Regions from separate parts of the Homo sapiens genome. Here region 2 is linked to region 1. A link is an interaction called in ENCODE POLR2A ChIA-PET data of the cell type or tissue named here. Cell type or tissue: MCF 10A. All regions are shown on one strand.

Evidence for each region. ChIA-PET counts read pairs that join two places held together with the same protein. Peaks named below come from ENCODE experiments on the same cell type or tissue, not always from the same donor. Only the 100,000 strongest peaks of a DNase experiment are listed, where the experiment ranks them.
Region 2: POLR2A ChIA-PET joins it to region 1 with 5 read pairs; 7 of 35 experiments call an interaction of 5 or more read pairs at or near these places.

Annotation. Positions count from the first base shown.
Region 1 is chr16:20,904,070-20,909,069 of GRCh38, forward strand. The region is part of intron 1 of LYRM1 (LYR motif containing 1); the gene reads left to right. Among named protein-coding and RNA genes, the nearest start is that of LYRM1, 5.8 kb to the left of the region's middle. In MCF 10A, no CTCF peak of the experiment used is centred here; a DNase peak (open chromatin) is centred at 2,582.
Region 2 is chr16:21,140,007-21,145,006 of GRCh38, forward strand. It overlaps DNAH3 (dynein axonemal heavy chain 3), which reads right to left. Exons shown (of 62, transcript NM_001347886.2): 5 at 1,294-1,366; 6 at 530-704. Among named protein-coding and RNA genes, the nearest start is that of DNAH3, 8.3 kb to the right of the region's middle. In MCF 10A, no CTCF peak of the experiment used is centred here; no DNase peak of the experiment used is centred here.

The DNA.
Region 1 (5,000 bases):
GTGACTGCTTTTTCACCACCTCTGACTGACCCGTACCTTTTCTTTGCCTGTTAAAATATGCTAATAAGGAAACATACTTCCATTTCTTTTGAATTGAGGGGCCCATAACTTTTCATTTAGAACTTCTATCCCTGATGGGAAAAATAGCTGTATATCTATTGGTTGTTATCTTGGTTACAGTAGCCTGATTGGAGTTCCCCTGTACAAATATAATCTTGTGTGCGCTCCGGTGCTGGTATGATATATTTAGAATGGGTGTGCTTGCCTCCTGTGATCTTGTTTGGGATAGACATTTTAGAAGTCTTTCAGACATTTTTTGTTTTGGCCCCGTGTTCTAAAAACTTCCCATATTACAGGGCCTAAACTAAATTATTTTCCCTTAGGTAAAATAAAAATGCCATCCACCCTCTCCTCCCTGCCCCCTATTGCTGACAGACCATATTCTTATCATTTTCTGTGTAAAAAGATGCTGTTTCATAAAATAGCTGCGGTATGATTAAGTATACCACACAAGCATATCCTGAAATTTGCAAAACAGTGTGTGGCATGTGAGGCATTACACTTCCCTTTTTGGATTCTAGTAACCAAAAACTGAATCTGAAACAGGAAATAAGTCTGTGGTTGTGTGTGTGTGTGTGTGTGTGTGTGTGTGTGTGTTTAATTGATAGGAGGATATGGGACCAGAAATGTATGGAGAACAATTTCACTTAAAGGTTATTGGATTGGGGTAAGAATATGGGTGTACACCAAAAAGGAGGGAGTATAACAGATCTAAGAGAAAAGTGCCCTGAGGGATAAACAAGGAGTAAGAGATAAAGGAAGAAAAATAGGAAGGGAAGCCTGGTCATGCCTTTGGTGTTGGCACCTGCATTATATTTCCAGTAAGAAGTATGCGCTGTGGTCTGAAGATAAGCGGTGCTTCCAACAGGGTTATTTACTCATACCAAAGAACAATAGTCCTTTGCTGTACAGGGATTATTAATGATCAGAGGGAAACAGCTTTAGGAAAATCCATTACTACCACAAAGCAATAAATTCACCAACAGGCCACACATTTCTCTCCTATTCAGACAAAGCTTAGCATAGATAAAAGAGACCTCGTTGTTCTTCCTCTGTTTCCTCCTATTCAGGTAACATTTGCCTTTGTTAACTCTCAGTGCTAAGTGATGTTACATGGATTATTTCATGAATAATCCTTACGACTCTGAAAGGGGTTCTGCTATTACCCCATTGTACATTCTAAGAAACCAAGTCTCAGGCAGTTAATAATTTGCCCAATGGGGTAAAGTCAAGATTCAAACCCAGCCTTGTCCGCCCAGAGCCCAAAATAAATGTTCATTTATTTTGTATTATATCTGCTATTCCTTACAAATGGGACAGACATTCCCTACTCTGCTATACAGGGCAAGAACATCTGGTTGCTCTGACATTAGCAAGAGCATTTCAATTCTGTAGAGGTTTTCCAAATGATAGTTTTAAGTCACAGTTTTCTAGATTGATTTTAACCCATGATCATTGAGTATAGTGGACCTTATTCCCCAAAAGGATTTTTTCAGGAAAAAAGTATCAGAACCCCATTCTTCTATGTTTGGTTCTAAACTTCATGGAAATATTATAAGGTATTTCAGTCCAGTGGACAAACCCTAACCAGCCTTAAGAAAACTTAAGAGTGAGGGTTACATCATAGCTGTGTCTCTTACGCTGTTCTGGATGAAACTGATGAGGATTCCTCCCCAAGTAACACTGAGTCTCCAGTTCTTTATCCTGACACACACTGCTCTTGAAAGCATCCTAGTAAGGGTTAATTAGTATTTAACCCTTCAATGCTCTGGGATCATCAGTTGGGAAGCTTGTCCAGATACCATCGTGTGTATCTCAGGATGAGAACATACGTTATCAATGACCATTCTGTGTGTGTAAATTTATTCTTCTAATACATATTTGTCATGTTCCAACTATGTGCCAGCCTAGGCATGTAATGTACAAGACAGTCCCAAATCTCCCCCTGCTCTCCCCACCTCCTACTCCCTGCAACACACACATGGTGGAAAAAGAAAGGTAAGTCATGCAAAATTATGATAGAGTAGGATGAACATTATGACAGGGGTATGCCAGAGGTGCCAGGAGTGCACATAGCCGGGACACTGACCCAGCCCCAGTGTGAAAAGGGCACCCGTCCAGAAGTGATGGAAGTCAAAAGGTGGAAGCAGCAAATAGGCAAAGAAAGGGTATTTCAGTTGTATGAAGTAGAGAGGCTTCCTATGGCAAAAAGAGGGACATTGCACATACAGAAGACCATGATCTCATTTGGGTGGAGTTTATGATTCCCCCTCCTTGCTAAAAAATCATAAAGTACTTGGGAGAGAAATTTGACTATACTACGGTCATGAGTTCTGATGAGGGAAAAAATTCCACCTAGGGGTAGGTCTTTCCTGAAATAAATGGAAAGGGGTGTTTAACTTCCTGGGGCTTGAAAATCAGGGTAAATTCCTCTTGCCTTTGTCCCATTTCTTATTTGTACTGCAACACATTTTCTTTAGAAGGCAAAGCCTCATGAGAGTCCAGCATTTGGAATTTGGACATTCCTGAGACCAGAGTCATACTTCTATAAATCTCAGCTGGGGAAAGGGAATTTTCATCTCTGCTCTTAAATTCCTAAGTGTTCATGCTGCAATGGTCTTTCCAAAGGCAGAGGAACTGTTCCAGAGGTGGGGTAAAAGGGCACAGTGGATGAGGCCCCTCATACCAGCAGATCTTTCCATAGTCCTCCTGTAGAAACACCAAGTGTCTGGGTATGCCTTGTACAGTAAGTTCTTGGAACCTCCCCAGACCCTCTCACTGCACTTTGGACAGTGAGTGGCAGAGTGGGTGGGTGTTTGGTGTTTGGTTTTTGTTTTTGTTTTTTAGACTGATCGCTGCCCATTATGAGTCCCCATTACTGACTCCAAAATAGAAAAGCTTGTGGTCAGTCAGGAAAATGATCATCCAGCTTTTTTGGCTCTTGACCCTGACTCCTGTCAACTAATTAGGGGCATTAGGCAAGATCTTGTTTCACCATCTGTACAAGTGTTGGAATTATAAGTAGTTATGATATACAGTAGTTTGATATACAGTGTATTTAAAAAGATATAAATCAGACCGTGTTACTCCAGCTTGCATAAAATCTACCAGTGTCTTTTGCGCTTAAGACCAGAAACAAAGTGCCTTTCCAAGGCCTACCCCCAACCTGTGCTGGATTCTGTGGACCTGTGGCCCCTTTCCCAAAGGCTCTTGTTGCATTCATGTTCATCTTTTTTATTTTCATTTTTTGAGATAGAGTCTGACTCTGTTGCCCAGGCTTGAGTGCAGTGGCGTGATCATAGCTCACTGCAGCCTTTATCACCTGGGCTCAAGGGATCCTCCCACCTCAGCCTCTGAAAGTGTTGGGCTTATAGGCATGAGCCACCATGCCTGGCTAATGTTTTTATTTTTCAATGGAGATGGGATCTCCCCGTGTTGCCCAGGCTGGTCTCAAACTCTTGGGTTCAAGCAATCCTCCCACCTCAGCCTCCCAAAGTGCTGGGATTACAGGCATGAGCCACCATGCCCTGCCTCATGTTCATCTTTGAAGTCGATTCCCACGTCACATCCTTTGCTCCTGTTGTTCCCTCTACTTGCACCAGCTTCCCCTTACCTGGGTCCGTTATTAGGTTCCATCACACCATTCAGGACTCAGCTCAAATGTCACTGACCACCCAGAAAATAACCCCCACCTCTGGTCATTTGTATCTTATTACTCTTCAGAGCACATATGACTGTCTGAAATTCTTGTTCTTGTACATCATCTGCCTATGCCACTAGAATATAAGCTCAAGGAGGGTAGGGACCATGGCTGCTTATTTATCACTGTATCCCCAGAAACGGCAGGTGTCTGGCACATGGTGGACCTTCAATAAATGTTGAGTGAGTGGATGGATGGATGGATCCTTGGAAGGGAAGAGTAAGGCCTACCAGGTAGTAGCACTGTAGTGAGCCCCTGCACTGGTGGCTTTTATGTTGGCTCCATTGGAGTCAGAGGGGACAGGGTTGCCACGGGGAATGGAAGAGCAAAGCGGTGCAGCCATGTGCCCAGCCTGCTTAGAGCATGCTGGTGTGTAACATAATTAAAAAGGGCGGTTGCAGGTTAGGAGCAGGGGCAGGTGGCAAATGGGGAAGGCTATTGGAATTCACATCAATGTGCAAAAAAATTGCTTCCTTTGCTCTTTGTATAGAAAGGGACTAGAATTATTTAGTTCCCTTTGTCACAACTAGCTAAGCTCTTTAAAGCAATCAACAGACATTCAACATTTATTGAGATTGAACAGTGTATTTCGTGATTAAAAGCATGGGCTCTGACTTCAGACCAGCTGAGTTTGAATCCTAGCCCTGCCTATTGTTAGCTGTGTGACCTTGGACAAGTTACTTAGTCTCTGCATCAGGTTCCTCCTTTGTAAAATGGGGATAATGGTAGTATCTGCATATATAGAGTACCTAGCAAATTATCTGGCACACAGTAAATGCAAAGCAAATGTAACTTTTAATATTTTTCTTACTGTAATGAACAAGATACAATCCCTGCCCTTCAGGAATTCAGACTCAGAGAAGAAAAAACAGAGTGAAAGAAATGCAGAACTATCTGCTGGCCATGATAGAAGCAAGGAAAAGGTTGCTTTGGAAAAGCTTAATAGCAAGTAGGTGTCTGTTTGATGGTGTGGGGTGGCTAGCAGAAAGGAGACATTGTAGGCAGAGGAAGACTCAGCCAAGACAGACAGAAGTATGACATGGCAAGGCACCTTAGAGCAGTAGCTCCCAAACTTCAGAGTCCACATCACAGTTTTTGCTGTTTACCTATATTTTAAACTAGCTTAAAAAGTTTTCTAATTCATTTCTTTAAAGGAAGCTGTATATCACATAAAATCTAAATCACTCAAAATTATGGGTTTGATGGGCTTTTCTAATATACAGTTTGTATTGTATATCTA
Region 2 (5,000 bases), 240 kb after region 1:
ACTCCTGACCTCAAGTGATCCACCTGCCTCGGCCTCCCAAAGTGCTGGGATTACAGGTGTGAGCCACCATGCCCAGCCACCTCATTCTTAAAACACATCTACAGGCCAAATTCAGCCTATGATAGAGATCCCATATAAAATATGGGATGCTTTGGGATATACTTATACTAAAAAGTTATTCATTACCTAAAATTTGAATTTAACTATGTGTCCCATTTTTTGTCTTGCAAAATCTGGCACCCCCAGCCTATGGGCCACTATTTTTGCAACTTATATTCTAAAAGGACTCAAGGTATCAATTTCCATCACTTACTAGGGCAGAGAACATGTACACACACTCTCTCTCCTTCTCTCTCACTCGCACAAGCACACAAACATGCGCCCTCTTCAGTAGCCTGTCTTGGGTCTAGACTTTGGTGTTTTTCAAACATTTCCCAGGTGATTCTGCTGTTCTCCCTGAATTTAGAATCACTGAGATGCCGAGAGTAACCCTCAGCAAACCGAGGGAAAGGGGGCAACAGGAACGTACCTCCAGGTCCGATTCAGATGGCTTCTTTTCTTTACTTTCCATTTCCATCTCCTGCTGTAACATGACATCGAGCTGCTGTTCTGGACTCATTGGTCTGCTTCCTGGGAACGTCAAAGATGTCTTTACCTCCTTCTTCATGGGTGAGAAGATTGACGTCTTGAAGGCCAACTTGATCCTGAAAAGTAGACACAGCTCAGCCCTTGGTGTTTGGTTCTCCAGAGAGGTGCTGTGGTGTTGCCTACTTTCCCTAGCCTGATGAGTGTGGTTCTGCAAATAGAAGCCTCTCTCCTCTGTGTCATCTAATGGCATGTGTGTATACTTCCAAGATGACCCTAATGACTGAACACCTCATAGGTATTTTAGCATGGTTTTGTTCAGTTGGTTTATTTTTGTCTACAATCTCAAAAAGCCTGGCCAACATGGTGAAACCACGTCTCTACTAAAAATACAAAAATCAGCCAGGCCTGGTGGCATGCACCTGAAATCCCAGCTACTCAGGAGGCTAAGGAAGGAGAGTCGCTTGAACCCGGGAGGCAGATGTTGCAGCAAGCTGAGATCATGCCACTGCACTCCAGCCCGGGCAACAGAGCAAGACTCCATCTCAAAAAAAAAAATTTTTTTTTTGATTAAAGTGATTCGTGGATAAGAATATGATTATCTGGGAATGCTTTGAAGCCAAGAAGCAGAGTGTGGCTTTAGTGAGACCACATCCTTCTGTTCAGCCCACCGTCCTGCCTTCTCTGGTGCCCACAGTGATATCTTACCTAGTGGAATCCTCTTTGTTTCTGGAGGAAAACTTCGTTTTTTTCCTCATGGGCTCTGATGAGCTTCTATTTCCTGGAAGAATGGAGAAGAAAGACATCAGTGATGGGCAATGGCCTTGGGCCATTCTCCGTCCACAGGGGCATGACTCTCGGAACAGTCCAGGAGCACACTAAGGGGAGCGGACATGGTACGGTGTGACGTGGCAGGAGATGTGGGCTCAGGTCTCATGTGCATCACTGATTACCTGTGTGACCCTGAAGAACTGGCTTCATCACTCCGGACCTCAGCTTCCTCAACTGTAAAGTGGGGATGTGCGTATCTTCCATTCGTTCATACATTTGGCAAGAATTAATAACTGCTTGTTTCATGTACTCTCCAATATTGTATGCTCTATTTTCTAAACACCTGTTATATTACTGTTTAATATTTCTCTTTAAGTAGACCTGGGCATTTAAACTTAGTACATTTGGCCAGGCACGGTGGCTCATGCCTGTAATCCCAGTACTTTGGGAGGCTAAGGCAGGCAGATCACCTGAGGTCAGGAGTTCACGACCAGCCTGGCCAACATGGCGAAACCCCATCTCTACTGAAAAATACAAAAATTAGCCGGGCATTGCGGCGAGCGCCTGTAGACCCAGCTACTTGGGAGGCTGAGGCAGGGAGAATTGCTTGAACCCAGGAGGTGGAGGTTGCAGTGAGCCGAGATCGTGCCACTGCACTCCATACTGGGCGACAGAGTGAGACTCCGTCTCAAAAATAAATAAATAAAATAAAAAATAAAATAGGCCGGACACGGTGGCTCATGCCTGTAATCCCAGCACTTTGGGAGGCCGAGACAGGCAGATCACGAGGTCAGGAGTTGGAGACCAGCCTGACCAACATGGTGAAATCCCCCATCTCTACTAAAAATACAAAAATTAGCCAGGCATGGTGGCACACGCCTGTAATCCCAGCTACTCAGGAGGCTGAGGCAGAAGAATCGCTTGAACCCTGGGGACGGAGGTTGCAGTGAGCCAAGATAGCACCATTGCACTCCAGCCTGGGCAATGAGAGCGAAACTCCGTCTCAAAAAATATACATACATACATACATGCATACATACATACATAAATAAAATAAACTTAGTACATTTATTTTTAAAAGAAATTTTATGATTATCACAAATAAAAAATAAGTACATATTTATTGCAAGTAGAAAAACCAATATCATTTGCAATAAATAGAAGGTAGCTACAATTAATTCAATAAGTGATATAAAAACTATATTATTCAACTTTAATTAGATATTACTTCCTAAAGTGTCTATCTTTGAACTTCTCAAAATAGTCCACATATAACAACAATACAAAAATCCTTTTTTTTTTTTTTTTTGAGACAGGGTCTCACTCTGCTGCCTGTGCTGGAGTGCAGTGGCATGATTTCAGCTCACTGCAACCTCAACCACCCAGGCTCAGGTGATCCTCCCACCTCAGTCTCCTGAGTAGCTAGGAGTACAGGCGCATGCCACCACACCTGGCTAATTTTCCTATCTTTTGTAGAGACGGGGTTTTGTCATGTTACCCAGGCTGGTCTCCAACTCCTGGGGGCAAGCAACCCTCTCAATAAACACAACAATCAAGGTACAGATTCACAAAATGGAAATAATACAGCAATAACAATATTGCTCCAAAATAAATTTTTAAGATCCTCCAAGTACAAATGTATTTTAATGAATAATAAGCAGAAATCATCTCAAGCAAGGACATGAATAACAGACACCAGTGCCGCTCTGAAGAAAGCATCTTAGTACTTTATATTCAAAGACTCTGGCTTGCCTGAGAATTTTGGGGACAATGAAACCTGGGAAGCAATAGCACTAGTTCTTCACAGATATTAATAATTTTGGACTAAGAAAATTATTAAAGACTGCTACAGACTGAAAGCTAATGTCTTGTCAAAATTAGTATGTTGAACCTTAATCCCCAGCATGATGGTATTTGGAGGTGGGACTCTTGGGAGGTGACTAGGTCATGAGGGCTCCATCTTATGAATGAGATTGTGCCTTTATAAAAAAAACAGCAAAAAGATTTCTCACCCCTTCTCCCATGTGAGCATGCAGCAAGAAGATAGAGAAGACAGATGTCTATGAATCAGGAAGAGGACCTTCATCATAGACTGAATCTGTTGGTACCTTGATCTCGGACTTTACAGACTCCAGAACCACAAGATATGAATTTCTGTAGTTTATAAGCCACTCAGTTTATGATTCTTTGTTATAGCAGCCCAAAAGGAACTAAGATGATGACCATGAAATTACCAATTAGAGCAGCAAACTTAAGGTTCTGTGTATCATGATCTTGAACATTTGGGCATTAATTATTTGCTACATGTCCTTAAAGCAGGAACATGCAAAAGCAGCATCCTAGAGACTGTGGGTGTGTATGTAATACACAAATAACACTGGTAAGAACCACTTGGGAAAAAGAAATCCTCCAAGTGATATTGAAAGGGCTATGACAATAAGAATGGAATCAGGAGTTGGAAAAGGGAGGTAGAAAACCATAAGTAATCAGAAAATTTGAAATGGAAAGATAGTCATTTAAACAAAAAACACTCATTAGACATGAAAAACTCAAGACTGAACAGAGTTGAAGAGAAAATTAGTAAATTGGAAGATGTAATTAAGAAACTCACCCAGACGTAGCACAGAGAAAACAATGAAAAATATAAAAATGAGTTTGAGACAGAGAGCAGATCAAGAGTGCCAACATACATCCAACAAAAATTACTAAAGGATATCCTTATGCCAATATACCTATGCTTGGTGGGAATTAAATTAATACATACAAGGTGCTGTGGTAAGCAGCTTCCAAGACAGCCCCCAATGATCCCCATCTCCTGGTAACACCCCTTTGTGGTGTAATCCTCTCCCCTTGAGTATGGGCTAGAACTAGTGACTCCTAACAAATAGAATGTGGCAAAAGTGACAAGATGTCACTTCCAAGATTAAGTTCCAAAAAAGCCTATGGGTTCTCTCTTGCTGGCTCTCTCTCTTTCTCTCCCCCTCCCTCGCTCTAAGGGAAGCCAGAAGCCATGTTGTGAGTTGTTCTAAGGGAGAGACCCGTGTGGCAAGAAACTGGTGTCTATGGCCAACAGCCAGCAAGGACCTGATGACATGAGTGAGCCTGGAAGAGGATCCTTCCCTAGTTGCCTTTAGATGATGGTGGCCTTGGTGTATGCCTTGATTGTACGCTAGTGAGGGGCCCTGAGCCAGCACTACAAATTCAGCCATGCCCACGTTCCTGCCCCACTGAAATTGTAAGATAACAAATACTGGTTCTTTTAAGCCACAGAATTTTGGAATAACTTATCATGCAAACAATAACACAAGTACATAGAACAGTGCCTGGTATATGTAAATGGTCTATAAATGTTAGCCGTTTGCAATCATTTCCTCCATAGATAAGGAGGAGAGTGAGGCTTTGCAAAGTCTCCAAAGTTAGCTTCAGCAAAAGGGGAGCCAGGATCAGAATCCAGGAGTAAAAATTTCACTCCAGGCCAGGCACAGTGGCTCATGCCTGTAATCCCAGCACTTTCGGAGGTTGAGGCAGGTGGATCACCTGAGGTCAGGAGTTTGAGACCAGCCTGGCCAACATAGTGAAACCCCATCTCTACTAAAAATACAAAAAAAAATAGCCAGGTGTGGCCTGTAGTCCCAGCTACTCAG